Linked DNA regions of Homo sapiens: region 1 is linked to region 2. The links are chromatin loops, found by intact Hi-C in ENCODE. Cell type or tissue: ascending aorta. All regions are shown on one strand. Links, peaks and the distances in the headings refer to the core of each region. The heading gives the core; the rest is flanking DNA.

Region 1 (14,704 bases), core at 1,818-9,817, 220 kb before region 2:
CAAGGAAAACCTTGTGGATGGCTTCTAGGGAACAGAGCTGGATTCCTTGTGCCTCATATGCCCCAATGCTGGTCTCAGTAAAACACTGAGGTGGAAGCTTACACATCTCCCTCAGCCTCTGGTTTTTCAGCACTTGGGATTGGGGTTAAACCTTTAAAAACGGCTGTCAGGTTTGATCTCAGTGTAACAACATGGCCAGTGCCTGTTCCCCACTCCCTTGCCCCAAAAGGATCTGGAACACAGGTGTTGTCGCAGCTGTTTTAATTCAATCCCACGCCCCTGTCCAGCAGGAAACCCCTTATAGAAAACCCAAATCCTCATCTTGGAGTTTCTCCTTCAGCCAGGGCAGCACTTGAAAGAGGTTGATGTGAAAGTCTCGGGCGTGAGCAGGTACCTGCTTTTGCCGCTTCTGGTTTTTGCAGACATCCACTACTCCCCAGCTGATTACACCAACCTGCAGAGGCAGTGGGGTGCCATGGATCATTCAGTAGAATTCCTAATCCTGGAAGCATGGCTGTTCCTGCTTGTGTCTTAGCTGACCTAAAGGAATCAGACTAGGGACCCAGCTCAGCCTCGTTCTTGACACACGCAGGCAAGACATGCGGTCCTAAGGTGAGGCAGGCTCTGCCTACCTCGAATTACTAGCCACATGCATTGAGCTTTCCTGCTTTGGGGCCCATGCTGACCACTTGGCATCTCCCCAGATAGGAAAGGGAGGACTCACTTGAATGAAACGACTTCTCTTGTGAACTATCAAGGGGCCGCCAGAATCACCTGCAAGGAGAGGAGAAGCTGTAGAGAAAAGGACTGTTGGGCCTTGGGCACTTGTAGCACAACCAAAGAGCATTCTCTCACCTCTGCAAGTATTGGGGTCAGCATAGGGACTCACTCCTCCAGTACAAAGGAACCGAGGGGTGACCACCTCTGAGATGTCCTTGACTTTGTCATAGCCTGGGGCATATTGAGCATCTCTCTCACAGCTGCCTTTCTGTAGGGGAGGTGGGAAGCATGGAGAAGTAATGAACAGAAGTGGCTTAGGAAGGATTGGGGCCTAGAGTGCCTCCTTAGGATGCCCGTTTCTCACCTTATCCCCATTCTTGATGTAGACCTCCTTCCGAGTCAGCTTTTTCTCCTCCTCAGACACAAACAGAGCTTTGATATCCTGTGCAGGGAGCAGCTCTTCCTCTGGACGAATAGACTGCGTCACTTCAGCTGCTCCCACCACTGTCATCTCCCCATTGCCTTTGTCACTCAGTAGATGTCCCCTAAGCCCTTCTAGAGCTAGGTTCTGGGCCAGGCATCATCTCTTCCTATTGCACCTCCCTCTCATGCCCCACTTGTCTCTTGGGATCTCATCCTTATCCTCTTGCCAAGTATGTCTTACTTTGTTGCTGGCAAGTGGTAGTTGGAGGAAGCCTCAAAGCTCGAGTTGTTCCCTCGGTGCAGGGGAGACAAATGGGCCTATAAAGGACAAGGAGAACAGCAAACCAGGCCTGCTCCTCACCCCAGTCCTCCAGCCTTTCCCAGCCTTTCCTCAGGGATCTGGACGCTCTCACCTGATAGTCTGGCCATATTTCAGCTTATTCTTGAGCTTGATCAGGGCAACGTCATAGTCATAAAATTCAGGAATTCCTGCTTCTTTTTTCCCATTAATGTTGTAGTTGGGGTGAAATAGGACTACTTCTATCTCCAGGTCCCGCTTCTCCCCTCCTGAAGTAGGAGAGTAGGTACCACCTCTTTGTGGGCAGCTTCCTGCCTCTGGCCCCGTGTCATTCCTAACTTCACGTCTTCCCCCATCCCTGACTGGTCTGGGGTGCAAGGAATGGGGCTGCATTGAGGATGGGTGGAGTGTAGGATCTGTAGAAAGTGGGAGGTGTTGCCTGGAGAGCATAGGTGCAGCCCAGGACCTTCAGTTGCATCCTTACCTACGCTGACCTTGATTGAGTGTTCCTTGTCATCCACAGTGAAACAATGTGCTGCTGTCAGCACAAAGTACTCAGACACCACAGCCCCCATACAGCTCTCGTGTCCCTTTGAAGGGCGCTGGGGACACAACAGTAGAGAGGGAAAGCTCAACTTTCACAAACCACCATCTCTTATGGCCATTTTTTCCTTCCCCTACTCCCATTTCACCTTGACCTCACCTCCCCCAAGTCCCCACTACTGGGATTCTGTGCTTACAATGACTGAGATCTTGGCCTGCCATGGTTGCTTGTGGTAATCGGTACCCTTCCTGTGTTCCCAAACCATGCCACAGAGACTCAGAGACTGGCTTTCATCTGGCAGAGAAGGAGAATGTGCTGAAAACTCGGAACACTTCATTCCCAAATGGCAGCAGCCTTTTGGGTAGGAGTCTATGGGGAGCAAAGGCCCAAAAGGAGAAAGGGAAAGACCACGGGTATTTGTTTCCTCGTGTTAGGAGAAAACTGCTATGGTGGACTGAAAAGGGAAAGAACTTGGGATCAAGCTGTCAGAGGCCTGGCTGTTTTCAAGCCCACCCTTGTTGCTAACTTGCTGTCCCTTGACCTCCTTTGGCTTCTGTTTCCACGTGTCAAATGTAGGACTATAGAAAGATCTCTGAAGTGCTCAGAGCTCTGTGATTCTAAGGTTAAGTGAACAGTGCCAGGAAACAAGAATAGTGACACTGAGGTAGAGAAGGAGGAATGAAGAAGGCTTTCCAGGCAACTAGAGCTTCAGGTGTAGAGGAAGAATGAATTACTTCAGGGGAACCTGAGGAGAGTTGTGTTCTTTATTCCCTTGTATCTCCCTACCGATCATTTGGTAGAAAACATCTTCCAGGTTTTCCATATCCTTGACTTTGAACACATGTTGCTCATTGTCTTTCTTGGAAGCCAAAGCATTGATGTTCACTTGGTTCACCAAAGGCCCGACCCCAAACACATAGACATCTGAGGGATAAAAAGGAAGGATGAGGGTCCAAGCCCTGAGGAAGTGGGGTGCTGGGTCCTAGGCAGGTTACTCACCCAGATAATCCTCCCTTGGGTTTTTGCGATCCTTGCCAATGTATAGCAAGTCCCGGATCTCATCAATGACAGTAATTGGGTCCCCGCCCATGTTGTGCAATCCTGCAGAAGAGACAGGACCATGAGGGTAGGAGATAAGGAAGATAAACTGGCTAAAGGCAGGGATACACATGGCAGGGTGAGCAAGTTGAGGAAGGGTTAGAGATAGTTGATCACAGGGCTTAGGAAGAATTCCTTATGAAGGGTCACAGGAGAGATGAACAGCCAGCTATGAGTCACATTCAGGGCCCCAACCATGGGTATAGTGTTACAAGTGGACTTAAGGGCCACATGCTGGTCTGAGAAGGTGGGGAGGCTGGGACAGGAGAGAGGTCCCTTCTGACCATCAGTCATGAGGATGATGACATGGCGGGTGCGGTTCCAGCCTTCAGGAGGGACGTCATCTGGCCAGCTCATCATGCTGTACACTGCCTGGAGGGCCTTCTTGGTGTTAGTCCCTGACTTCAACTTGTGGTCTGTGGAGAGGGAAGAGACCATCACCTCACCTGGTCTTCCAAGCCATCTTTTAACCCCAGAGACCAATCTGCAACTGAAATCCCACATCTTTCAACTTTTTAAGTTAATCATCATTACACGGACTTCCCTTTGACCACAAAGTGGCCCTTCCAGCCCCCAACAGGTTCCCACTAACCTCCATTGCCCAACGATCCTGCTGTTCAACTTTTGACTACAAAGTGGTCCTCCCTGTCGCCCTCAAGGTAGTCTCATGACCCCCTCCACCCTGAACCTCCTGACCCCAAAGTGAACCTCCCACCATTCCCTAACCTCTGACCTTCATAATTGATTTCATTGAGCTGCTTCGTGACCCAGTCTGCATTACTGCTGTCTGCTTCAGACACTTTGACCCAAATTTTGGGGTATGTGGCATATGTCACTAGACCATATCTTGGCTTCACACCATAACTTGCCACCTGTGGGTGAGGAGAACAAGGCGCCATGGCATTGAAAATAGAATACTGTGATTGGGAGATTTCAGCGACTTTGCTGGGACAGGGAGGCTCTCAGTAAGAGGCTCAAGGGCTGAGGTTCATGGAGGAATTACCAGTCAAGAAACTGCTTCAAGTAAAAGGGAAGGAGGACAGAATAGGACCTGGAGATTTTCCTGGGGCCCTGTTGTTCAGAGGGGCTGGAATGATCAGGGAGCTAGTCCTGGAAGATCAGCGAGATTCCATTCCCCCGAGTTCAGGGATAGGAGGATTCCACCTTCTCAATTAAGTTGACTAGACACTTTTTGGCTCCTGTGAAGTTGCTGGCCCCAATGCTGTCTGATCCATCTAGCACCAGGTAGATGTTCATGGAGCCTGAAGGGTCCAGGACGATCTTCCGCTTCTGTTGTTCCCCTGGGTGCCAGGAGAGTGGCTCAGGCTCCAGCATTAACAGTTCTGTCCCTTCTCCATTTTCCCCCAGTTCCCTGCCCTGCCTCCCTTCTCTGTCTTCAAACCTGGGCCGTGCCCATCCTCAGCATCGACTCCTTCTATGGTCTCTGTCAGGGAAGACAGGAAAGCTTCGGCCACCTCTTGAGGGGTGTCGTACATGAAGGAGTCTGGGAGAGTCAGAAATGAGGTCAAATGTCTGGGAGTGTCAGGGATACAGTGACCAAAGAGACGGGGGATCATGGGTTTCCAGGGTATAAAAGGCTCAGAAGTGAGATAGTTGTACAGGGAGGTTTAAACAAAGTGAGGAAAGAGCAGGGTTGAGGTGGGGAGAGAAGACAGTAGGATGGAAGACCAGGATCTGACCTGGGGGTACAGGTCAAAGGTCACCTTGGCAGGAAGGCTCCGTCCCGCTCCAAGAGCCACCTTCCTGACACGTTCGCCGCTGGGAGCCACGCAGGGTAAGCCCCCGGCTGCAGTGGTAGGTGACGCTGTCTTCAAGGCGGTACTGGCTGCCCACCTTCCTTGTGCCAATGGGGATGCCCGGGTTGGAGCAGTACCCCGCTGCAGAGGTATGAGACATCGAGGTAAGCACTGAAGCCTGAGGCCCCGTGAGCAAGGTAGAGAGCAAGAGTTACAGTGTCCGGAGCCGAGTGCCCACTCCTCGGGCTGGGCGCCGTCAGGGAGACAGCAATGTAGGGGGAGGGGATGCTTCTCACCTCCGTTGTCACAGATCGCTGTCTGCCCACTCCATCGGCCATTCACTTGGCAGGTGCGATTGGCAGAGCCCCGGAGAGTGTAACCGTCATAGCAGTGGAAAGAGATCTCATCACTCACATTGTAGTAGGGAGACCGGGGCCAGTATTCCCCGTTCTCGAAGTCGTGTGGTCTTGGACAGTGGATTGCTTTGAGAAGGGGGGACAAGTAGAAGTCATCAAGAGGGAAAGGCTGCCTTAGGTGTATCCCTCCTGGTCTCGGAGACCATGTCACTGAGAAACAGCGCATTCCCAGTCCCGCAGAAGCAGCATCTTACCTACTCCTCAACCCATATGGATTTCCACTGCTTCTCCCTCCCCATTTCTGAGTGTTCTCTTGACTTCCAGGGCTGCCTGGAAGCCCAGGGTAAATGCTTAGTAAGGGTTAACTCCGCTTTTTCTTGCCCCCTTTCCGCCTGCCACCCTAAAACTGCTCCTACTCCCGGTCAGCCCACCTTGTCACCCTGCCTAGTCTCATCCTAGTCCTGACCTTGCTGCCGCCTGCCCTGTTTCTGCCTTAGGCCACTGCCCACACTCATTGCCCTCAAACCTCTGCACTCTGCCTTCCTGACAGTCTTTTGGTCTTGAGTCTTCAGGGTGCTCCAGGACCCCGTAGATCTGCAGGTACGTGTCTGCACAGGGTACGGGTAGAAGCCAGAAGGACACACGTACTCCAGTGCCTGGCCCTCTTGGAGAAGTCGGAAGGAGCCGCCTTTGATCTCTACCCCCTCCAGAGAGCAGGATCCCTGGGGCCGGGCCAAAGACCATGGAGTGGTGGTCACACCTGAAGAGAAAGGCTGATGAAGCCTGGCCCCAAAAGGCCAAGGAGGGATGCTGGAGACAGCAGGAAGGGAAGGTTACCCTCGCTTACCTCCAGACAAGAGGCCCAAGATAAAGGGCATCAGGCAGAGTTGGGGGCTGAGATTGCTCCCCATGGCGTTGGAAGGCAGGAGAGAAGCTGGGCCTGGGGCAGGATGGTGTGTCCTGGCTTGCTTTGCTTGTCTGCTTGGCTCAGTGTCCAAGCTGAAACTCCAGACCTAGACCTGGTCACATTCCCTTCCCCTGCTCCCCACCAGCCCCCAGCCTTTTATACAATCTGTGTTCTGGCACCTGCGGCTCGCCCCGCCTGTCCTACCCACATCACTTTCCCGGAACATCCAAGCGGGAGGGCCCCGCTGAGCTGCCAGTCAAGGAAACAGAAACTGCAGAAGTCCCACCCTTTGCTGCCAAAGGTCCAGGACTCTCCCCTTCAGTACCTCCTCTCCGGCCTTAGCTCCTCCCCAGTAAGCCCAAACCACCCACTTAGGGACCAGAAATAAGGATCCAGCTCACTCCCCTGTTGATTGTGTGTTATGGTGCAGAGTCCAGCCACTGTTTGTCCAGTGGGGTCTCTGACCTGCCTTCCTGTAGCTCTTGGAGTCATTCTGGCCTCCCCCTCCCCCAAGGCCAGCCCTACCTGGCCTCCAGATAGAGGCACTGAGAGATGTGGAAACCATTGATTTTTATTAATTTCATAACTGGGAAATTCCATGTGAAAGTGAAACAAGCATGAGTCAAGTCAACCAGGGAAGGAATCTGGGGACAGGCCAAGGAGCGGGAGGTGGGGCAGCGAGGCAGTCCTGCTGGTAGGAGCCCTGAGGATTTCCCAGCTTGTGTGCGCTGCCTCTGGCATCCTAGAGACCCGGATTTACTCAGCTAGGAGAGAGGATGGATCACAGGGTCTAAGGGTGGCCATTCAGAGGTAGAAGATGGAGGGGCGGCAGATTCTGGCAGGGCAGCAGAGGGCTCAGTGGCCATGGCTAGAGGGGTAAAAAATTCAGGACATCCCCCAGGTGCTGCCTCAGCCAGGGCTGCATGCGGAAGAGATTGATGTGAAAGTCTCGTGGCGGCGGGACCTTGCTACGAGGGGCCCTTTTGCGGGAGTTTTTGTCAGCAGAGCCAAGGCAGGGGTTGTAAAGACCCCAGCTCACCAGACCCACCTGGAGAAAAGGAGAGAACTGGCTGGGAGGCTGCCACAGCCCCAACTGTAAGCCCCAACCTCCCTAGATCCCTCAAAGGCCTCCCTCATCCCCCCAACAAGGCTGAGATCCTGTAACCCCTGGGTCCTGCAAGCTTCTACCTTCTCACCTGAAAAAACCTGAATCTCCGCTCAAGGAAAACTGCTCCCCCAGATTCTCCTGCCAGCAAAGGGTGACAGGAGACAGTGTCATCTAGGGCAGTGGACTGGTGTTCTGGCATGCATGCTGGCCACAGAGACACAGGTGGCCTTCCCCTTGGGAATCCAGGCATGGTGAGGGACTCACCCTTGCAGGGACTCTCATCCTCCTGGGTCCCACTGCATAGGAACTGGTCTGTCACCACCTCCCTGACATCTGTCAAGTTGGGGAACATGGTTTTTTCTTGGGAGACAACCTCGGCACAGCTTGTCCACTGCAGCAGGGGTGGAACCAGAGAGAAGGGTAGAATAAGCAGACCCGGGTGGGTGCAGTGGCTCACGCCTGTAATCTCAGCACTTTGGGAGGTTGAGGCAGGCAGATCACTTGAGGTCAGGAGTTCAAGACCATCCTGGCCAACATGGCGAAATCCCGTCTCTACTAAAAATACAAAAATTAGCTGGTGTGGTGGTGGGCACCTGTAATCTCAGCTACTCGGGAGGCTGAAGTAGGAGAATCGCTTGAACCCAGGAGGCAGAAGTTGCAGTGAGCTGAGGTCGTGCCACTGCACTCCAGCCTGGGAGACAGAGCAAGACTCCATCTCAATAACAACAAAAAAAGAATAAGCAGACCCAGGGACACCTAGCAGGTTTGTGAGGCTTGGGAGGAGGGGTGACCCGCGTCAGAGAGAGAAAGCAGCCAGACCTGGAGAAGGAAGAGAGACATTCTGGGAGCTGTCACAGGGGGATCCCAGCATCCCCAACCTGAGACCCTCACCTCCACTCCCATCTTAAGGTTAATGTTCAGTTTGCTCCCATTCAAGGCGACAAAATGAGCAGGAACACTCTGTTTGTTCAGCAGTTCATTCTCTATAGTCAAGAGAAGGGGATGTTGGTGCTGGTCCTTTTACCCAGAATCCAGGTTCCTGGCTTGGGGACTGCAGCCTAGTCCTTGTTATCACCCCCAAACCCCGGCCCCAGCTCTCAAGCACCATAAGTCCCAGCACTCACCATGGTCCCTACAGGTGCTGCCTTGAGGTCTCCGCAGAGCCAGATTGGCCTCCATCGTGCAGGGAAGGCAGATGGGCCTGGGGAGAAGAGCAAGGGTCACACCAGCCTGTCCCCAGTATCTCTTCCAGGGATCTCCAGAGCACTCTTCCCTGCAGGGCACCCTCCCATCCCAGACTCCAGGCACCTGGCATGGGTGGACATCTTTACTTTCTGGGCCAGCTTCAGCAGAGCTATGTCATCACCATAGAACTCCAGGATTCCCTGGTTCTTTTTGGCAAAGACATCAAACCCTGGGGAGATCACCGCCTTCTCAATAAGGAATTCTTTGCCCCACTGGGATTTGGGGTCTCCTGGAAATGATACACTAGATTAGGCTAGACCAGGGCTCCTGCAGGGGCCAGAGGCTGGGTGAGGTGGTAGGATCTGTGGCTTCAGGATCAGGAGGCTGGTGCATCCCCTGCCTTACCCACATTGACCCTCCACAGGGAGTGGTCGTTGCCATCGCGGAAGCAATGAGCTGCTGTCAGGACCCATTGGTCGGAGATGAGGGCCCCCCGGCAGGTCTCTTGGCTCTTGGGCTGCAGGGGAACAGGTGATTTTCAGAGATTGCAGTATGTCTGGCCCATGGCCGCTTTTACCTCTGGAATCCAAGCCCTGCCCCTCCTTCCTGGTACCTTAATAGTGACATGCCAGGGTGTCCTCTCCTGGTCAGAGGCGTTTGCTGACATGTTCCCCACCCCGCAGATGGTGTCTGTGAGCTTGGAGACATCTGTGGGTGTGAGGATCAGATGGGGAAGGAGGCAAGTGAGGGGCACTGTGTCCAGGTTCCCAACACGGGCCTCTGGCGGGCTCCTCACCATCCTCCCCACACCAAGGAGGGCAAAGCTCACTCACCCAGCATATGTTCAAAGACCTGGTGCAGAGCCTTTGTGTCCTGCAGAATGAAGGCATGCCTCTCACCATCCTTCTTGGACCCTAGCTCATTCAGTTCTCTCCAGTCCACATCCAGCTTGCCCACCCCGATGGCATAGATGTCTGGTGGGGAAGAGGGAAATCACCAGACTCCTGTGGCTTTGGGGCTACCCCATGAGACAGGAGGCTGTCATCTGAAACTCACTGTGTCCAATCAAGACCTACATGAGCTGGACCCCTGCGTCCTCCCCACTGCTACCTGTCTGCCTTCATTTCCTGCCACTCCCTGCCCTTCACTCTCCTGCAGCACACAGCCTCTTTGAAGTTCCTCAAATCCATAGGCATGGTCACACCTCAGGCCCTTTGCCCAGCTGTGCCTCTGCCTAGTTCACTCCTCCCCCCCAGACTTCCACATGGCTCACTTTCGTACCTTTTTAAGTCTTGGCTCAAATGTCACCTTCTCAGTGAGGCCTTCCCTGGTCTTCCTGTCTAAAACTGCAATGCCCCAGACAAACTTTCATCCCCACTTTGGGAGGCAAGGTGGGAGGATCCCTTGAAGCCAGAAGTTTGAGACCAGCCTGGGCAACATGGCAACACCCCTTAGCTTGTGTCACCTACCACCTGCTGGGTTCTATGGTTTTCTTATCCTGTTTATTCCCTGTAATGGTGGAATTGTGTCCCCCAGAAAGATGTGTTCGAGTCCTAATCCCCAGTATCTGTGACTTTATTTGGAAAAAGGGTCTTTGCAGATGTAATCAAGTTAAGATTAAGTCATACTAGATTAGGGTGAGCTCTAATCCAATGACTGAGGTCCTTATAAGAAGAGGTAAGCCAGAGCCAGGCGTGGTGGCTCACACCTGTAATCACCAGGAGGCGGTGGTTGTGGTGAGCCAAGATCGCGCCATTGCACTCCAGCCTGGGCAACAAGAGCAAAACCCCGTCTCAAAAAAAAAAAAAGAAGAGGTGAGCCGGGCACGGTGGCTCACACCTGTAATCCCAGCACTCTGGGAGGCTGAGGCGGGCAGATCACGAGGTCAGGAATTCAAGACCAGCCTGACCAACATGGTGAAACCCTGTCTCTACTAAAAATACAAAAATTAGCCAGACATGCTGGCACACACCTGTAATCCCAGCTACTCAGGAGGCTGAGGCAGGAGAATCGCTTGAACCGGGAGGCGGATGTTGCAGTGAGCCGAGATTGCACCACTGCACTCCAGCCTGGGCAACAGAGCAAGACTCCATCTCAAAAAAAAAAAAAAAAAAAAAAGTGAACTGGCTGGGCATGGTGGTGACTCATGCCTGTAATCCCGGCAGTTTTTTTGAGGCGAAGGCAGGCAGATCGCCTTGAGGCCAGGAGTTTAAGACCAGCCTAGCCAACATGGCGAGACCATGTCTCTACTAAAAATACAAAAATTTGCCGGGCATGGTGGCACATGCCTGTAATCCCAGCTTCTTGGGAGACTGAGGCACGAGAATCACCTGAACCCAGGAGGCAGAGGTTACAGTGAGCCGGGATCCCGCCACTGCACTGCAGCCTGGGCTTCTGGGTGACAGAGCGAGACTCTGTCTCAAACAAATGAACAGAAAAAGAAGAAAGGAATTTGGACACAAAGACACAGGTAGTGGGTCTCCTATCTATATAAGAGAACAGCATGTAATGACACAGAGGCACACACAGAAAAGAAGGCGAGTTGAAGACAGAGGCAGAGAATGGGTTTATGCTGCCGCAAGCCAAGGTTGGAGCTGCCGGCAGCCGGAAAAGGCAGGAAAGAATTCTTCCCAAGAGCCTTCTGAGGAAGCACGGCCCTGCCAACACCTTGATTTCAGACTTCTAACCTCCAGAACTGTAAGAAAAAGAAATTCTGTGTTCTAAGCCACCCAGGTTTGTGGTAGTTTGGTAAGTACTTTTAAATGACTGAATGAATAGAAAGAACTCAGAACACAACATGGAAACTAAACCTCAGATCTGGTCTTCCTCTGTAAAAGGTAGCATCTGGGAGAAGGGCCTAAAGCCACGTTTTCCCACTGGAGGCCCTGGACCCACACAACAGGCCGCGCCTGTCCTCCGACTGTGGTGCCAGTCAGAACTGCCCTCAGACAGACCACAGAGTCTACTCCTCTCCCAGCCTTTGCACCCCTTGTGGCCCATTTTTGTTCTCAGAGAGCCCCGCGTTGTGTGTAAAAAGCAAGGTGCTTAGGTGGACCAAGAGATCTTCAGCCAGGAGGCAATCTGGCAATGGCCCAGATAGAAACAGTTACAGTTGGAGCTAGACAACGATCGTGCCTTGTGCGTTTTCTTTGACTATTTTCGTTTGGTTTCCTGCTTATTTTCAATAAAATGTTTTTGTAGCATTTGACCTTGGTCCAGTGATGCTAAGGAGGAAGGGAGTGGGCTTTAAATTTTGTCTTCCTTGGGCCAGAGTTTTAAAGAGGAATCAGCTTACCCCCGAGGGCCAGGTGATGGGGGAGGGGGCAGTGTGAATGGAAAGGAGAGGAGCTAAGGGGAAGATGAAAGGTTGGGGCTCAAAACCAGCTGCCCTCCCTGTCTGAGCATCTCTCTCTCTGAAATTACTTTCTGATCAAAGGTCAGTGCAATTTGTGTTTAGTCTGAACCTGAGGAATTTTTCCTTTAGAGGCTGCAACTGCCAAAGCCTTAGTTAGCCAGCTGTGCTGCTGAAAGAGCAACCACCAGGGACATTCCCCAGAGGGAATCGAGGTCCCTTCTTCCTGGAAAGTTTCCTGAAACATGAGATGCTATGATGATGATGATGATGATAACGACGACGGTCGTGGTCATGGCTAACATATGCTGGGCATTTTTCTATGCCAGGCAGGCAGTGTTTGTCTGAGCATCTTCCCCTGTCAGCTTGTGAGCTGGGTCCTAGTACTACTCCCCTTTTGCAGATGAAGAAACTGCCCATGGCCACAGCCCACTGAAGATGAAACCAAGGTTCTCTGTCTAAAGCTGTTGATTAAAAATAATAATTAAAAAATTAAAAATTGGCCAGGCACAGTGGCTCACGCCTATCTGTAATCCCAGCACCTTGGGAGACCAAGGCAGGCGGATCACTTGAGGCCAGGGGTTTGACACCAGACTGCCAACATGGTGAAACTCTGTCTCTATTAAAAATGCAAAAATGAGCCGGGCATGGTGGCACACACCTGTAATCCCAGCTACTCTGGAGGCTGAGGCAGGAGAATCATTTGAAGCCAGGACGTGGAGGTTGCAGTGAGTTGAGATCGAGTCACTGCACTCCAGCCTGGGCAACACGGCAAGATTCTGTCTCAAAAAAAATTTAAAAATTAATTTTAAAAAATTTGTGAAGACGGGCTGAGCATAGTGGCTCATACCTGTAATCCTACCACTTTGGGAAGCTGAGTTGAGGGGATCACTTGAAACCAGGAATTTGAGGCTGCAGTAAGCTATGATTGCACCACTGCACTTCATGGTGGCATGGTGGACATCGTTACTTTCTGGACCAGCTTCTGGGCCGGCATGGGTGGACATCTTTCCAGGAATATACTCTGAGTGTCAGTGAGACACTGTCTTAAAAAAAAAAAAAAAAAAAAAGAAGGTAAGGTTGAGACCATGGGCAGTAGTTTGACCCCAGGCTCTTCAACATGAGTTGCCTTTGTACAGAACAACGCAGAAATAAAACCATGTGGCTCTGGACCATAGCTAAGATGCTGGGATCCCTGGCTGAAGATCTCATGACCTCTGCAGGAGCAGAACAAATGTGGTGGCAGTGGCAGGGGCTCACCCAGATAGTCATTCCTCTTCTGGTTGATGTTCAGGATCTCTCTGATATGGTCAACAGCTGTCTTGGGAGAGCCACCCATATTGGACTTTCCTAGAACAAAGAGAATAAAGAATTCTTCTAGGTAATATCAGGATTTCCCCAGGCCCTGGAAGAGTAGGAAAGCATTTAGCCTGGGAACCTCAACATTTACATTGCCTGTGAGAGCTTCAAAATATACTTTTAGGCTGGGCATGGTGGCTCACACCTGTAATCCTAGCACTTTGGGAGACCGAAGAAGGCGGATTGCCTGAGCTCAGGAGTTCCAGACCAGCCTGGGCAACATGGTGAAACCCTGTCTCTACTAAAACCACAAAAAATTAGCCAGGTGTGGCCGGGCATGGTGGCTCATGCCTGTAATCCCAGCACTTTGGGAGGCCAAGGCAGGTGGATCACCTGAGGTTGGGAGTTTGAGACCAGCTTGACCAACATGGAGAAACCGCACCTCTACTAAATATACAAAATTAGCCGGGTGTGGTGGCACATGCCTGTAATCCCAGCTACTCAGGAGGCAGGAGAATCGCTTGAACCTGGGAGGCGGAGGTTGCGGTGAGCCGAAATCGCGCCATTGCACTCCAGCCTGGGCAACAAGAGTGAAACTCCATCTCAAAAAATAAAAATAAAAATTAGCCAGGCATGGTGACACATGCCTGTAGTCCCAGCTACTCTGGAGGCTGAGGCACGAGAATTGCTTCAGCCTGGGAGGCAGAGGTTGCAGTGAGCCGAGATCGCACCACTGTAGTCCAGCCTGGGCAATAGAGTGAGACCCTGTCTCAAAAAAATAAATATATATATATATATATGTATGTATACATATATATATATATACATACATATATATATATACACACTTTTACTGAAATGTTCTACATTCCAGGCACCAGGCCAGGTGCTTCCTATACTTTAACTCATTTAATTCTCATGAAACCCCAGGTAGAGTGGGTATCCTCATTTTATATACTAAGTCCTGGAGGAACTGTGTAATTTGGACAATAGCAAGAGGCAAATGACAAGGCCAGATCCACTACAGACTGTTCCTTGCATCCGTGCCCTTCGACATTCCTGCTCAAGAGCCACGTTTCCTCATCTATCTCCAAGTTACCTCCCAGATGGTAACAAGAGCTAACACAGAGCACTTTCACACAGGCAACTTAAATAGCTTTCCATAAAAATTGTGTAAGGAAAGGAGGACAGCCATCATGATCATCATTGCTGTCATTGTGGTTACGGTCATCATCATCAACACTAATTCTATTTATTTATTTATTTTATTTTGAGACAAGGTAGGATCTTGGTCTGTCACCCAGGCTGGAGTGCAGTGGCATGATCTTGGCTCACTGCAACCTCTGCCTCCCAGGTTCAAGCAATTCTCCTGCCTCAGCCTCCCAAGTAGCTGGGATTACAGGCGCCTGCCACCACACCCAGCTAATGGTTTTGTATTTTTAGTAGAGACGGGGTTTCACCATGTTAGCCAGTCTGATCTCAAACTCCTAACCTCAAGTGATCCACCCGCTTTGGCCTCCCAAAGTGCTGGGACTACAGGCATAAGCCACCACACTGGCCCTATTTTATAAATAAGAAACTGGGCCAGGTGTGGTGGCTCATGCCTGTAATCCCAGCACTTTGGGAGGCTGAGGCAGGAGGATTGCTTGAAGCCAGG
Region 2 (15,234 bases), core at 566-8,565:
TGTTCATGGTACTGTGGCTCAAGGGAGTCACCTTCAATGTTACCACCGTTGACACCAAAAGGTAGGCCTGCTTATGTTCCTTGAAACACCCCTGGTGTACACATGTGTGCAAACACACACCCACCCGAGTCCTTCTGTCATGAACATTTTTGCCCTCCCCCTGGAGTCCCTTTCTTATCCCACGTCCTCCATTCCCCCTTTCTGGTTCTTCCTGACCCCCATTTCCAGTCCTGATTCCTGATCCTTTCTCCAGGCGGACCGAGACAGTGCAGAAGCTGTGCCCAGGGGGGCAGCTCCCATTCCTGCTGTATGGCACTGAAGTGCACACAGACACCAACAAGATTGAGGAATTTCTGGAGGCAGTGCTGTGCCCTCCCAGGTATAGGGGCACTCAGAAAGTGGAGAGGTGGAGCAGGGAGATTCTGGGAAACAGACAGTTTGCAGAAATGGAAAACAGAGATGGTGGTGGGGCTGGGGCAGGAGAGCTAGCTGAGGTTCCTCCCAGGAAGACATCTTACCTCATTTTTCCCATTGGCTTTCAGGTACCCCAAGCTGGCAGCTCTGAACCCTGAGTCCAACACAGCTGGGCTGGACATATTTGCCAAATTTTCTGCCTACATCAAGAATTCAAACCCAGCACTCAATGACAGTGAGTCTTGTGGGTCAGAGGCCTGGGTCCTGGGAGGAATAGAGAGGACCCAGCGGGTAGGAGACATTAGGGGCACCTGGACGTTCAGATATCAGGGAGATGAAGCAGATGTTCGTAAATTTCCCCCAGCTTCCCATTTTTGCTTTACCTCTATATTTCCCTGCATTTTCATTGGCCAAGACTTTTAAGCTTTTCTCATTTGTTCCCTAGCCTCTTCTGCCCCACTGAGGACGTTAGTTGGCTGCTGGCCTGTTTTCTGGCAGAATAGGGTCATGCTTAAGAACAGTCATCACTCTAGATCCAGACTACCTGAGTACAAATCCAACTAGCCGTATAATTTTGAGCAATCATTTCACCTCTCTGTAAGTCCATTTCCAGATCCACAAAATTAGGATGACAATACCTATTTCATGGGTTGATATAAATTTTTTTTTTTCTTTTTTTTTGAGATGGAGTCTCGTTCTGTCGCCCAGGCTGGAGTGCAGTGGTGCAATCAGCTCACTGCAACCTCTGCCTGCCGGGTTCAAGCAATTCTCCTGCCTCAGCCTCCTGAGTAGCTGGGATTACAGACGTGCATCACCACGCCCAGCTAATTTTTGTATTTTTAGTAGAGACAGGGTTTCACCATGTTGGCCAGGCTGGTCTTGAACTCCCGACCTCAGGTGATCCACCTGCCTCGGCCTCCCAAAGTGCTGGGATTACAGGAGTGAGCCACTGCACCCGGCGATATAAATGAGTTTGTAAAATGTAAAGTGTTCACTTTGGGAGGCCGAGGCTAGCGCACCACCTGAGGTTAGGAGTTGGAGACCAGCCTGGCCAACATGACTGGTCTCTACTGAAAAAAATACAAAAATTAGCCAGTTGTGGTGGCAGGCACCTGTAATCCCAGCTACTCAGGAGGCTGAGGCAGGAGAATCATTTGAATCTAGGAGGCAGAGGTTGCAGTGAGCCGGGATCATGCCACTGCACTCCAGCCTGGGCAACGGAGCAAGACTCCGTCTAACATAAAATAAAATGTAAAGTGCTTAGAATAACACATAGAAAAGTAACTACATGAGTGTTAGCTATTATTATTTTGGACTCACCATTAGTATCCACCCCCAACGGGCCTTTTCGGACTATGTCAATCTTTTCCTGAAGTTCTAATCAGTTCCCTCTCTTGCACAGATCTGGAGAAGGGACTCCTGAAAGCCCTGAAGGTTTTAGACAATTACTTAACATCCCCCCTCCCAGAAGAAGTGGATGAAACCAGTGCTGAAGATGAAGGTGTCTCTCAGAGGAAGTTTTTGGATGGCAACGAGCTCACCCTGGCTGACTGCAACCTGTTGCCAAAGTTACACATAGTACAGGTGTGTGGTTATTGCGGGAGGAGAGGATGACCACTGGAGTGGCCCTTTAAGGAGCTCCCACATGGGCTTCCCCTGACAACCACTCTAAAGACGATTTCTTTCTTAGGGTGGTTTTCATAAATTGCTACCAATGGCAGACCCCACCCCAGTCCTTTGCAGCAGTCATTGCTAACAAGACCACTGCTTGAGATAATTATATTCCATGATGTAAGTCATGGGTGCAAACAGACTAGCAAAGAGGAATACATCCCAGTATTACTTTTGAAGAATGCTCTTCCTGTCTCGGTATCACTGCCAAATTCCCAGATTAGACAGAGCAGGCTTTTCCTAAAGTCAAAGCTTTAACTTTCTTTATAACTTCAGTCTTCACTTCCTCTTGTGGAAGATCAAAACTGCTGGTTCCCATGTTTTTGTCATAGTCTCAAAGCTATGGTTTAGTTTGTGCAACATGGGCCTGACATCAGTCTGCCACACAACTATGTAGTGAACATCTGTGTACTAAGCATTGAAAGATACACAAGTGTATGGTGACTGGGCCTTGCTCTCAAAGGGTTGAAATCTGAGACAATAAAATATTCACATGAAAGTTAAGAATATATGATGAAAAGTCAGATGGGCCGGGCGTGGTGGCTCACGCCTATAATCCCAACACTTTGGGCGGCCAAGGCTGGTGGACCACCTGAGGTTAGGAGTTCGAGACCAGCCTGGCCAACATGGTGAAACCCCATCTCTACTAAAATTACAAAAATTAGCCGCACATGGTGGTGGGCACCTGTAATCACAGCTATTTGGGAGGCTGAGGCAGGAGAATCACTTGAACCCGGGAGGCGGAGGTTGCAGTGAGCCAAGATCGCGCCATTGCACTCCAGCCTGGGTGACAGCAAGACTCCATCTCAAAAAAAAAAAAGTCTGATGAAAAATATAGAGACAAAAGTCACCTGTGTCAGTGCCTGAAGTGGTATAGGGGGAAAAAGTCACTGTGGAAATTCAAGAGGAGAATTTTATAAGTAAATTATATCTCAAGTTTTAAAAACTCAGGAAAAATGGCTGGTTATTAAAAGCCAGGATTTCAGTAAGTGAGAAGGAAGGCTAACGACAGTACAAGACAGTGAGGAGTTGAGCTGGTTTTATCATGTCGGCCTGGGGAGAAGGGAAAGCCAAGGTGGCTTCCCTGGGTCTAACATGTTGGTCCCTCTCCTCTCCCCATCCTCAGGTGGTGTGTAAGAAGTACCGGGGATTCACCATCCCCGAGGCCTTCCGGGGAGTGCATCGGTACTTGAGCAATGCCTACGCCCGGGAAGAATTCGCTTCCACCTGTCCAGATGATGAGGAGATCGAGCTCGCCTATGAGCAAGTGGCAAAGGCCCTCAAATAAGCCCCTCCTGGGACTCCCTCAACCCCCTCCATTTTCTCCACAAAGGCCCTGGTGGTTTCCACATTGCTACCCAATGGACACACTCCAAAATGGCCAGTGGGCAGGGAATCCTGGAGCACTTGTTCCGGGATGGTGTGGTGGAAGAGGGGATGAGGGAAAGAAATGGGGGGCCTGGGTCAGATTTTTATTGTGGGGTGGGATGAGTAGGACAACATATTTCAGTAATAAAATACAGAATAAAAATCAAGTGTTTTTACGCAATGGGGATTTAAAGTGTGGGCGACATGGAATGAGGGGTGGGTCAGTGATCTTGAGCTCAGGGCAGAAGCCAGGAATTAAGAAGGGAAATGTTTGTGGTGGGGCTGCTATGTTTCGTGCCGGTCCGCCGGTCCGCCGTTGCGCTGTTCTGAGGTCTACGAAGCGTTTGCAGCCCCGTCGCCAGGGCCGGCCAGATCTGGGTGGGCCTGGGCAGCGCTCGCTGGGCGGTGCCGATTTCTGGCAAGGGGGGCGCAGTCTGGATGTAATGGGCGAGGCTTAGCAGGGCGGAATGGGCGTGGCCCGAAGAAGCCCCGCCCCGTCCCGCTTAGACAATGCCCCGGAGCCGCCAGACCGTCGCGCCCCTGCCCCATCGTAGTATATGAGCTCGCCTACACAAGGACCCGCGCTAAAAGCCAGAGCTCCCAGTCCCCGAGGCTTGAAGACGGGGACTCCCTTCTCCACCAACTCTGTCCTCGGGGGGTGGGGCCCCAGCCGAGATCACAGCGCGACAGGAGTGGGGGTGGCCGCTGGAGGTGAGTCTTGCGTGGGGGGCCCTGAACCGTGTGGGGGCCGGAGTTTGGGGGTGCCGGGCCCATGCCTGCACCAGACAGAGAGTATGGGGAGCCGGTATTTGGGCGCGGAGCTAGGCGGGGTGGACTTTGGGACATAGACGGGGAACCGGGTCCTGGAGCCGGGAGTAGTGCCAGCGCCCCGGAACCACGCCCCCTGTTACCCCGCCCCTCGCATTTCGTTTTAGACCTCTCCCAGTCCTTCGGGACTCGGTCTGGTTTATACTAGGTCGCGCTAGGGGCAGCGTGACCAGCCAGGGCGGAGAGAGGATGCTTAACTCCTTAGGCTCGAACTCCTCCCTTCCTACCCACCTCTCTCCCTTCTCGTTCGGGTATTCAGGACTTCCATTCCCCAGCCCCTGCCTCTCCAGCTTTCTCCTTCTGTCCCATAACCCCTGCGGGTCGCGGGCTGGACTTCCAGTCCCTGCGGTAGCGAGCAGCTGAGGGTTAAGGGGGCGGGGCTGCTGCATTTTTGGGGAGTGAGCGCATCCTAGTGGCTGCCAAGAGGGGCGCCCGACAGGGACCTCACAAGCCCCCAAGCAGGGGCAACAGGTGTTTTGGAGATTAGAGACCCTAGCCTTGTTCCTCAGGCTCCTCTTAAAGAATCTGACCCCTGAGGGTGCTGGGTAGAGTGAGGTCGACAGGAGCGGAAGGTCTGGAGTGGGTGGGGCGGAGTGGGAGGGACGCCTAGAGATGGCAGGAGGAAGACCTGGGCGCTCTTAACCACCCCCAACGCCCTTGTCTGCATGTCTTTTTCTCTGTCTCCTCCTTTTCTGTTTCTTCTCCCAGACAGGTGAAGAAACAAGAAAACTAAGAAATCCGAGCGGTTGGAGGGGGAGTCTGTGTGGATGGGATGGGGACGCCGGGGGAGGGGCTGGGCCGCTGCTCCCATGCCCTGATCCGGGGAGTCCCAGAGAGCCTGGCGTCGGGGGAAGGTGCGGGGGCTGGCCTTCCCGCTCTGGATCTGGCCAAAGCTCAAAGGGAGCACGGGGTGCTGGGAGGTAAACTGAGGCAACGACTGGGGCTACAGCTGCTAGAACTGCCACCTGAGGAGTCATTGCCGCTGGGACCGCTGCTTGGCGACACGGCCGTGATCCAAGGGGACACGGCCCTAATCACGCGGCCCTGGAGCCCCGCTCGTAGGCCAGAGGTGAGCGCCGTGGCGCGGGTGTGGTATGGGGAAAGGCAGAAGGAACTGGATGTCGGGGCTTTGGGGAAGAATTGAGGATGGGGGTGTCACAGCTCCGTGCCCTCTTCTCCTATCCTAAGGTCGATGGAGTCCGCAAAGCCCTGCAAGACCTGGGGCTCCGAATTGTGGAAATAGGAGACGAGAACGCGACGCTGGATGGCACTGACGTTCTCTTCACCGGTGAGGCTGGGGGGAGGCATAGGTCTTGGCACAGGGAAGTAGAGTTTGGGAGACTCGGCCGTCTGGAGCCTTGTTTCTAACTCACTCCCGCCCTCAAACCTCCGCGGCCTCCCGGACTCAGGCCGGGAGTTTTTCGTAGGCCTCTCCAAATGGACCAATCACCGAGGAGCTGAGATCGTGGCGGACACGTTCCGGGTGCGGAGCGGGACCAGCCTAGGGAGGGAGGGGGTGCAGGTGGGGGTCGGAAGGGCCTGGGCGCCCGCTGAGGAAATGAGAGGCAGAGAGCAGCCTATGTTTGAAGATACCCCATCACCCCTCCCGCGCCCCTGAATACCTCCCTTCGCTCTCCCTAGGACTTCGCCGTCTCCACTGTGCCAGTCTCGGGTCCCTCCCACCTGCGCGGTCTCTGCGGCATGGGGGGACCTCGCACTGTTGTGGCAGGCAGCAGCGACGCTGCCCAAAAGGCTGTCCGGGTGAGGAGGGGGCGGGGCCAACGAAAGTGGGCGCAGTTCTGGGCCCGGGAGGCCGGGAGCTGGGAGGCTTAGGAAATTAGCCCTAACCCCTGCCCTCAATGGGCTGTCCATCTTACATGAAAGAACACAGGAGAAAATAAGAAGTTACAACAGCAGGACTGGGAACAGGGGTGATTAATTTGCTCTTCCGGAGTTTCAGGAAACCCCAAAGGTGGCACCTAAACTGTGACTCTAAGGATGGGTAGGACAGATAGGAGGGGCTGGGGAAGGTAGGGGGTTGAAAATAACTGCATGTGATTCCAAGGTGGAAATTAGCAAAGGTAACTAAAGTACTTAGTGTCTGACATATCGTAAGCTCTATGTGCTTGCTGTCATTATTTTCCACAAATGTCAGTCCGTCCCCAGCCCTTAGTGGTGGTTGAGCAGGCAGACACAGCTGTGGAGAGGTTCTGAGACTCGAACACTTCCTCTTTCCTCTAGGCAATGGCAGTGCTGACAGATCACCCATATGCCTCCCTGACCCTCCCAGATGACGCAGCTGCTGACTGTCTCTTTCTTCGTCCTGGGTTGCCTGGTGTGCCCCCTTTCCTCCTGCACCGTGGAGGTGGGGATCTGCCCAACAGCCAGGAGGTGAGAGAGGGCAGGAACTCCAACACCAAGCACCATCAGAGAAAAGAGTTTCAGGCTTTCCTAGTGGGAGGAAGGAAGGGTACCTTCTCTAGAAGCCTGGGTGGGGCCACTCTGAGCTGGCTGGAAGAGTGGCCTGGCTCAGCCTGAGGTCTCACTCCCCTCTCCCCACTCCATGTCTTCCCTGTGCAGGCACTGCAGAAGCTCTCTGATGTCACCCTGGTACCTGTGTCCTGCTCAGAACTGGAGAAGGCTGGCGCCGGGCTCAGCTCCCTCTGCTTGGTGCTCAGCACACGCCCCCACAGCTGAGGGCCTGGCCTTGGGGTACTGCTGGCCAGGGGTAGGATAGTATAGGAAGTAGAAGGGGAAGGAGGGTTAGATAGAGAATGCTGAATAGGCAGTAGTTGGGAGAGAGCCTCAATATTGGGGGAGGGGAGAGTGTAGGGAAAAGGATCCACTGGGTGAATCCTCCCTCTCAGAACCAATAAAATAGAATTGACCTTTTAGACTGGGCTGTGACTGGTGTCTTACTGGGGCAAAGGGATAGGGCAGGGCTGAAACCTGAGTTTGGGGTCAGTGCAGGGAAGAAGGCCTCTTATTCAAAAATCTTGTTAGGTACTTATCAACTCATTGCCCAACCATGTCATAGGTACTTGAGCACAAGATGAACAAGACAGAATTTCTATCATGGGAAGTGTGTCCAGGGCAGAGAAAAGAGTGTATGGGTGGATTGCTCACTGAATTTATCTAAATGTTAGATGATTCAGAGACTGGTAGATTACCAGTCCACCCCTATTTGATAAAGAAAAAGAAATGACACTTCCAGGGACATTCATTTTCATTCATTCATTTAATGAGGCTTAGCAATGATATCAAAAGGGTCAGTCTCCTGACGTTGGGGAGCTCACAGTACATGCAAATTTCTTACAAATTGAAATACAGGTTGTCATGGAACAATTTACAGAAGGCTGTTTCTATGAGGGAAATAAAGGGGGTGCGCCCTAGGGCATCAAAGTATATGCAAGGGGTGGCCAAGGAGGGTCACCTTCCCAGAAAAGGCCATACTTGAACTAAGGATAAATAAGAATTAGCCAGGCAGATAGTGTGAAGGAGGGAAAGGGGTAATACAGGAAGAAGGAATTGCACTGGGCAAAGACATTTTGGGGCTAGGGAGAATTCTCTAAGGCTGGCATTTTCTAAGATGTGCATGTGGAATGACACAGGTAAGCCTGGAGAGTGGACAAAGTGCTGTAGTACCTTGTATCCAAAGCCAAGGCACGTGGGCACAGAGCTGAAGCTAAGGAGAGTACTTCAGTTCTGTAATAAGGGCTGTCAGGAGCAGTTATCTCTTGAGTAGGATCTCTCTGACTTCAGGGAGGAAAGCAAGGGTAGGAGGATGAGGTGGGGCTATGGGTAATCCAGGAAGGAAGTGAGCAGAGTACATTCACGTGGCAGCGCTGGGCATGGAATACAGTGTGGGTTTGACAGTGATGTTAAGATAGAAAGACTGGACTTCATGGCTCATTGTGTGGGAGTAAGAGAGAAAGGAGGTCTGCGTGACTCCCAGTTTCTGGGTTGGGCAACTGGGTTGTTAAAGAGAATACAGAGGAGAATTAAGTGAGCAGCTTCAGAGATGACAATGAGTTGGGTTTGACATTCAGAGTGCGAAATGCCTGAGGTCAGTCAGGCAGAATGTCTAAGTGGAAGTTTGTTAATCCCAAATCTGAGATCTGAGCCAGAGAGAGTTCTGAGTGTCATTTGCAGAGGAGGGGGCTGAGGACTGACTGTTGATGAGAGTGTCCCAGAAGAAGAGAAAGGGACAAACCTAGAATGGTGGGAAATACTGTAGGGATATGGAGCAAGGAAGAGGAGTCCAAAAAGAAAACACCAGCAACAAAGAAAAACAGCTTAAAGAATCAGGCCGGGCGCGGTGGCTCACACCTGTAATCCTAGCACTTTGGGAGGCCGGGGCGGGTGGATCACGAGGTTAGCAGATCAAGACCATCCTGGCTAACACAGTGAAACCCCGTCTCTACTAAAAATACAAAAAATTAGCTGGGCGTGGTGGCGGGCGCCTGTAGTCCCAGCTACTCAGGAGCCTGAGGCAGGAGAATGGTGTGAACCCGGCAGGCGGAGCTTGCAGTGAGGGAGATGGTGTCACTGCACTCCAGCCTGGGCAACAGAGCGAGACTCCGTCTCAAAAAAAAAAAAAAAAGGAGCTAGGGCTTGATTGGGTATAGAGAGGACACTGGTGGTGAGGGAGACATGGAGGTTATAGGAGAGATGGGAGTAAGTTTAGAAGTAAGACCAGTGGCAGAGACAGCCTGGAACCCAGGTCTCCCAACTCCCAGTCTAGCACTTATTTCTATACCATGGTGCCTTCCTCTTCCAGGTGAGGAACCAAGGAGGGGAGAGGGATTATGGGGAGCTGGGATCCCCTAGCTTGGGAGGTTTGGAGTAAGGGCTTCCCTTCAAACTACAACTGCATAGATGGTGGAGGCATCAGCAGGGTCCGCTGTGGACAGCCGGCGGGGCCTGCTGAGGGCTAGATGGTCCAGATCCGCATAGAGCAGGCTCTGGAGGAGGAAGGGGAGGAAGACAAGATGGTCTCCACAGTCTTCCTTGGGGTTCAGGCCTTTTTTTTTTTGGTCCATTTTCCTCAGAGATTCTGGCTATCCCCTTCCCATCCCCATGCCCTTACCGGTTCCTGGTCCAGGTCCCCTGGAATCTTGGGCTCTTCCTCCTTTACTGGCCTCTGGGGCTCGGTTTTCACAAGTGGAGCTATGTGGGGGGGACAGAGCTGAAGGATGGAGAGAAGGTGACCAACGTGTCTGCTCCCAGCAAGGGCTCAGACTCAGGAATTGAGGGGTGGGGAGTGGGCATGTAGGAGAAAGAAAATGGGGTGGAATTAGTCTCACCAAATCTAGGGAGTGGTCGAATCGGTTGCGGGGGCAGGCGCCTGTAAGGGACATATGAGTCTTTGAGAACCACCAGTCTTGTCTCACTGGTTCTCCTGGGACTCGCCACGCCAAGGACAGCCCAGCAACTTGAAGGCTCAGACCGGAAACAACTTAGACTCTACCCCACCGACAGTCCAGCCCAGGCTCTAACTCTGCTGCACTTCCAGCTCATCTGCTCTGGTGGGGCTCTACTCACCAGTCAGCGGCCTCGCTCCCACCTTTGACCTCTCCCATTCTTCGCCAAGCCAGGACCAGAGCTCTAGGTCTAGCTCTTTCTTTTGCGAAGGTTCTGGTCCTGCCCCTTCCACCTCTGGTCACTCCCCATTTAACGAGGCCGGGTCCCTCCTGCTCACCTGTGCAGCCACCAGACCAGGCCCAAAGCTCCCAGTCCGAGCACCAACCCAGCGCCCAGCAGCGGGATCAGGAGCTGGGGATACACGGACCCTGGGGGAAAGGCGTGGCGGGGAGGGATGCTGAGGTCAGGGGTTTGACGAGGGACAGCCAGCAGTCCCGCTCAAGAACCCCCAGCCAAGGCCCTCTTCCCTCCTCCGGGTATGTGTCGGAGTTAAGTACCCTTGTGCGCACAGGCCTGCACCTACCATGGGTAGGCCCGGGGGCCTTGCAATAGGTCCTGTCCCCCAGCACGTGAAGCACTGTACGGCTCTCGTCCTCGTGGCGGCCCTTGCAGAAAAAAGTGCCCGAGTCCCCCGCGCTCAAGAGGAGCTCCAGCCGCCGGATACCAGAGTCCAGGGAGCGTAGGCGGCCGACGAAAGGCTGGAGGGGAGGCACGGTGGGGGTCCCGCTCGAAGAGGCCCACAGGATCGGTCGGCGTCCTTTGGACAGGCCCTTGCAGGCCGGGAAGCTGGGTGCCCAGACCCAGCGGATGGGATGAGAGACTCCTCCGCAGGAGAGATTCACCCGGTCCCCAGGGCGGCCGTCCAGAGAAGCTAGGAGAGGCCGGAGGCTGTGGTTAGGGCACGTCCACAGGGCAAGACGACCCTCCATCCCGTCTCCTCTTTCTCTTCTCTGTTCTGCACTCCAGCCATCCTGGATCTTCCCACACACAACCCACCCTACTAGGCGGCCCTTATCTTGCTTCAGCCCCTCTGCGTCTATCACAACTCTCCCAGGGATCGCTTACCCCCAGGGTTCCCTTGGGCCCTCGAGAGCAGCAGCGGTAGCAGCTGCAGAAACACAGCCATGGTTAGGATGTGGTGAGGAGAAGCTGCGAGCGAATCAGCGGCGTGGGGCCGGTTGGGGGGGGACCGGAGGGAAGTTAGGCGTGGGGAGAACGGAGGGGCTGGGGGGCTCCGATAAGAGAGGGGGCGGGGCCACCAGCTGCCCAGATCCCTTTGGGAATCCTCGCAGGCAAACTCGGAGTCTTCAAATGGTTCTCACTTAAAATGTGTGCTCGGGCCATTTACACAAATGCTTTGGCCTGCTTAACTTTTCAGGTGCGCCTGTAATCCCAGCTACTTAGGAGGCTGAGGAGGGAGGATCGCTTGAGCTCAGGAGGTCGAGGTTGCAGTGAACTGTGATCAGGCCATTGCACTCCAGCCTGGGCGACAGAGCCAGCCAGACCCTGTCTCAAAAACAACAACAAAAAAAACTCCTGTTTTGTAGGGGATTGTGATAACGAAATAAAGTAATACATGTAAACTGCTTAGAATACATAGGATCACTATGTAAGTGCTTGCCATTATTATTACTATTTCTATTCTTTTTTTTTTTTTTTTTTTTGAGTCAGAGTCTTGCTCTGTGGCCAGGCTGGAGTGCAATCTCGACTCACTGCAGCCTCCGGCTCCTGGATTCAAGTGAGTCTCCTGTCTCAGCCTCCTGAGTAGCTGGAACTACAGGTGCATGCCACCACACCTGACTAATTTTTGTATTTTCAGTAGAGATGGGGTTTCACCATGTTGGCCAGGATGGTCTCGATCTCTTGACCTTGTGATCCACCCACCTCGGCCTCCCAAAGTGCTGAGATTACAGGTGTGAGCCACCACACCCGGCCTACTATTTCTATTCTTATTTTAGCTTCTACCTCACCTCTCTGTGCCCATGCTGTTCCTCCTGGCTTGGTACCCTGCCCAAGTTGGCAGGTTTTGACTGGGGAGGTGCTTTGGAGCAGGTGCACACAGCCACACCTAGGACAATTGCTGCTGCTGGACTGGAGCAACAAGGCCACACCAAGCGCAAGTGGAGCACGGGTGACATCCTGAGAACCTTCATGGGAGCCTGAGGCAGCCCTACTTAGCAGACCTGTGGTGGCTCTCCTGGATGAGTAGCCCCAGCCCCTGCCTCTGCTGCTGTGGCATCACAGAAGCCATCAGTGAGTCACTTATTGCTGAGCAGGCATTGGAAAGACCGAGTGGGGGCTGAATGGAGATTAATTTGACCCATTCCTCCCCCAATTTCCACCAGCATGCCCCTATCAATGCCCAGCAGGGACCCAGGGACCCAAATTCAGCAATTAATTTGGGCCACATCCTTTTGTCCATTTTCCAGGAACCAGCAGAAGCTGCCACCATGGACACTGTAAATCACAGAGGCCTTTGATGATGCTCATTCAGAGGACTGAGCAGCAGGACTCTTAGCTGGGGACCAGGAAGGGCATCTTGGCCTGAAACCAAGAACCACAATGGCATTGGCCACTAGTGGCACCTGCCTTCCCCCATCCCTCTCTCCCATCCCTACTCCCCACTCAGTCCTGCTCAGTGCCTTCCCACCCCTTGTCTTTTCTCTGGTCAGCTGCGTAGTAAGTGAGAAGGGAGGGGCTACCAGAGGCAGGGAAGGGAGGAGCCTTTGGGTTTATAAATTCCAAAAAGGCCACTCAACTCCTAGAGCTGGATCCTTGAAAATCTACTCTATCAGCTGCTGTGGTTGCCACCATTCTCAGGACCCTCGCCATGAAAGCCCTTATGCTGCTCACCCTGTCTGTTCTGCTCTGCTGGGTCTCAGGTGAGCACCTGGGGGCCCCAAAGACCTGGTTTGCCTGGTCAGGACCTTTACACCCTGCTCTACCCACTTCCCGGCCCTACCCACCACTCGGGATCCCAACACCCCCAGCCCCAACTGGCTCAGCTCTCCTGTGCCACCAAGACCAGGCTTCCCTATGACAGCCTCCTTGCTCTATTTCTCAAAAAGCCAGGTCTCCATCCATCCTCCCCACCTCCAAGAAAGACCCATTTCTCTCACCTGCCAGGGCTCTGGGTCCCCTGTTCCCCACTCCAAGGTGTCTCCTCCTTGGAAACTCTGGTATCCAGTTCCCCAACCAGCCCCACTTCAATATGCAACTCTCCAGAGTCTAGCTTACCTGCCTTCTCCTCTATCTGCTGTGCTCAGTAAGGTGTCCTCTCGAAGACCTAGGCATCCAGCCCCAGGCTCCTTTTGTAACCTACCCTCCCCATCTACTCCATCAGGGACTCACATGTTCAGTCTCTCAGCCATGGCCTTTCCTAGATACCCCCTACTCCCCTCCTGGGTTGCATACCTCCTCCCATACAGGGGATACAAACTTTCTAGATGGTTGCAGTGACATCTAAGAGCCTCCATGGAAACAGAGCGTTTTCTTGAGCCTTCTGAAGAGGGGACAACTGGGCCACTTACCTCCAGGGTGAAGTGGATTTCACTGAGGTACACTTACCAGGCTCTTCCACCCTCGGACCCTGCGTCACCAAATCTTGCCTGCCCAAACCTTGAATTAACTGAAGCAGGAAACTTGGGGTGCCACCTTCTGTATCCACCCTCTCCATTTTGATAAGGTGCTAAGATGGAATCTGGTGATCTGTCTCTCAGGTATCATTCCTTTCTGCTGAAGAGCTACTGGGGTGAGAGGATTCTATTCAGGTCTGGTTCCTCTTGCCACACTCTTGCCAGCTCCAGGAGGTGAAGAGTAAATTGTAAATTGCTAAAGCTGGCCACAGATGGCTTTCTCGCCAGCCTCAAGTTCCAAGGCATTTCTGACAGTGTTGTAACCCTCATGATTTTCATTTTTATTATTTCTCCTTCTTTCAAGTTTCCATCTCCTCCTTCACCATCCACATTCTTTCCCCATGGTATCTTCCTCACATTCCATCTATCTCCAGCCCCATGTTTTTCTTCATAGTTCTGTCCCTCTTGACTCACCTCCAAACGGGGTGGAGTGATGGAAGATATGTAGGGCGTGGGCCTTTCACAAAGCAACAGCTCTACCCTTACCTGCCGCCCACTTTCCATTTTCCCTGCATCACTCACCTGCTCTGTGCTTGCTAGACCAAACAGCCAAACAGGTTGGAGCACCTACGGGATGGGCTCTTCTCCACCCTCCACCCCTGCCCCCAGCTCAGCTTATCCCCAGGTAAGTCAGAGACCCCATCACCTCAGCCTGACTTGTGTCTTCCCAGCTGACATTCGCTGTCACTCCTGCTACAAGGTCCCTGTGCTGGGCTGTGTGGACCGGCAGTCCTGCCGCCTGGAGCCAGGACAGCAATGCCTGACAACACATGCATACCTTGGTAACATCCCCTTCCTTAGTGGGGTGAACAGGGAGGTGGGAGCCTCTATGACCAGGACTGAGGCCCAAATGGGTCTAAGACTGAGATGGAGAAGCAGAGGATTATAGCAATGATAATATTTGGCCAAAGATGGTTGTGTGCCAGGCAACATCCTATGTCTTTGCATGCCTTTTTTTCAATTAATGTTCATGACAACCCTGTGATGTGGGTGCTATTATTATACTGAGAAAACGGCCTCAAAAAGAGACAGTAACACAGCCGGGCATGGTGGCTCATGCCTGTAATCCCAGCACTTTGGGAGGCCAAGGTGGTTGGATCACTTGAGGTCAGGAGTTCAAGACCAGCCTGGCCAACATGGTGAAACCCCATTTCTACTAAATATACAAAAATTAGCCAGGCATGGTAGTGGGCGCCTGTAATCCCAGCTACTCGGGAGGCTGAGGCAGGAGAATCGCTTGAACCTGGGAGGCGGAGGTTGCAGTGAGCTGAGATGGCACCACTGCACTCCAGCCTGGGCGAGAGTGAGACTCTGTCTTGGAAAAAACAAAAAAACAAAAAACAGAGACAGTAACAGGTCCATGGCCAGCAAGTGATAGAACCAGGACTGGGGGAGTGGTGGGTAAGGATGTGCAGAAGGAAGATCAGACTAAGAAAAGAGAAGGGGAGGGCCAGGGACAGAGTTGGGAAGGAAGGAAGCCTAGGTGGGTGGATGGGGTGGGGAGGTGGACACAGGCATGCCAGGTGCCCATCCTGGCCGATTCCCTGCCCATTCCCACCCCTAGGTAAGATGTGGGTTTTCTCCAATCTGCGCTGTGGCACACCAGAAGAGCCCTGTCAGGAGGCCTTCAACCAAACCAACCGCAAGCTGGGTCTGACATATAACACCACCTGCTGCAACAAGGACAACTGCAACAGCGCAGGACCCCGGCCCACTCCAGCCCTGGGCCTTGTCTTCCTTACCTCCTTGGCTGGCCTTGGCCTCTGGCTGCTGCACTGAGACTCATTCCATTGGCTGCCCCTCCTCCCACCTGCCTTGGCCTGAGCCTCTCTCCCTGTGTCTCTGTATCCCCTGGCTTTACAGAATCGTCTCTCCCTAGCTCCCATTTCTTTAA

The links. Peaks named below come from ENCODE experiments on the same cell type or tissue, not always from the same donor. Only the 100,000 strongest peaks of a DNase experiment are listed, where the experiment ranks them.
Region 1: it touches region 2 in a loop (8-fold over the local background); 4 of 110 quality-filtered maps call a loop at or near these places.

The regions. Positions count from the first base shown.
Region 1 is chr6:31,937,625-31,952,328 of GRCh38, reverse strand. It overlaps C2 (complement C2), which reads right to left. Exons shown (of 18, transcript NM_000063.6): 9 at 13,009-13,098; 10 at 9,230-9,370; 11 at 9,010-9,104; 12 at 8,802-8,913; 13 at 8,520-8,685; 14 at 8,336-8,412; 15 at 8,103-8,194; 16 at 7,476-7,602; 17 at 7,300-7,349; 18 at 6,657-7,151. The coding sequence ends at 6,972. It overlaps CFB (complement factor B), which reads right to left and starts at 6,234. Exons shown (of 18, transcript NM_001710.6): 1 at 6,044-6,234; 2 at 5,723-5,956; 3 at 5,137-5,322; 4 at 4,808-4,981; 5 at 4,486-4,587; 6 at 4,248-4,384; 7 at 3,817-3,955; 8 at 3,368-3,499; 9 at 2,985-3,086; 10 at 2,772-2,909; 11 at 2,182-2,279; 12 at 1,926-2,043; 13 at 1,557-1,710; 14 at 1,385-1,461; 4 more. The coding sequence starts at 6,107. The coding sequence ends at 299. It overlaps NELFE (negative elongation factor complex member E), which reads left to right. Exons shown (of 11, transcript NM_002904.6): 11 at 1-242. The coding sequence ends at 28. It overlaps C2-AS1 (C2 antisense RNA 1), which reads left to right and starts at 10,605. Exons shown (of 3, transcript NR_104191.1): 1 at 10,605-11,144. RefSeq lists an enhancer at 4,504-5,003. In ascending aorta, for the core only: no CTCF peak of the experiment used is centred there; DNase peaks (open chromatin) are centred at 6,378, 6,768 and 7,021; H3K4me3 peaks cover 1,695 bases; H3K27ac peaks cover 2,511 bases.
Region 2 is chr6:31,718,981-31,734,214 of GRCh38, reverse strand. It overlaps MPIG6B (megakaryocyte and platelet inhibitory receptor G6b), which reads right to left and starts at 10,842. Exons shown (of 6, transcript NM_138272.3): 1 at 10,771-10,842; 2 at 10,229-10,576; 3 at 9,983-10,073; 4 at 9,588-9,628; 5 at 9,371-9,450; 6 at 7,501-9,245. The coding sequence starts at 10,831. The coding sequence ends at 9,141. DDAH2 (DDAH family member 2, ADMA-independent) reads left to right here and starts at 4,916. Exons shown (of 6, transcript NM_001303007.2): 1 at 4,916-5,350; 2 at 5,470-5,569; 3 at 5,691-5,764; 4 at 5,923-6,042; 5 at 6,523-6,672; 6 at 6,862-7,175. The coding sequence starts at 5,054. The coding sequence ends at 6,978. It overlaps CLIC1 (chloride intracellular channel 1), which reads left to right. Exons shown (of 6, transcript NM_001288.6): 2 at 1-61; 3 at 254-379; 4 at 543-649; 5 at 1,817-1,998; 6 at 3,212-3,616. The coding sequence ends at 3,373. LY6G6C (lymphocyte antigen 6 family member G6C) reads left to right here and starts at 12,469. Exons shown (of 3, transcript NM_025261.3): 1 at 12,469-12,587; 2 at 14,012-14,122; 3 at 14,905-15,234. The coding sequence starts at 12,536. The coding sequence ends at 15,119. RefSeq lists an enhancer at 1-377. In ascending aorta, for the core only: a CTCF peak has its summit at 4,705; DNase peaks (open chromatin) are centred at 3,904, 4,364, 5,691 and 6,568; H3K4me3 peaks cover 3,684 bases; H3K27ac peaks cover 5,665 bases.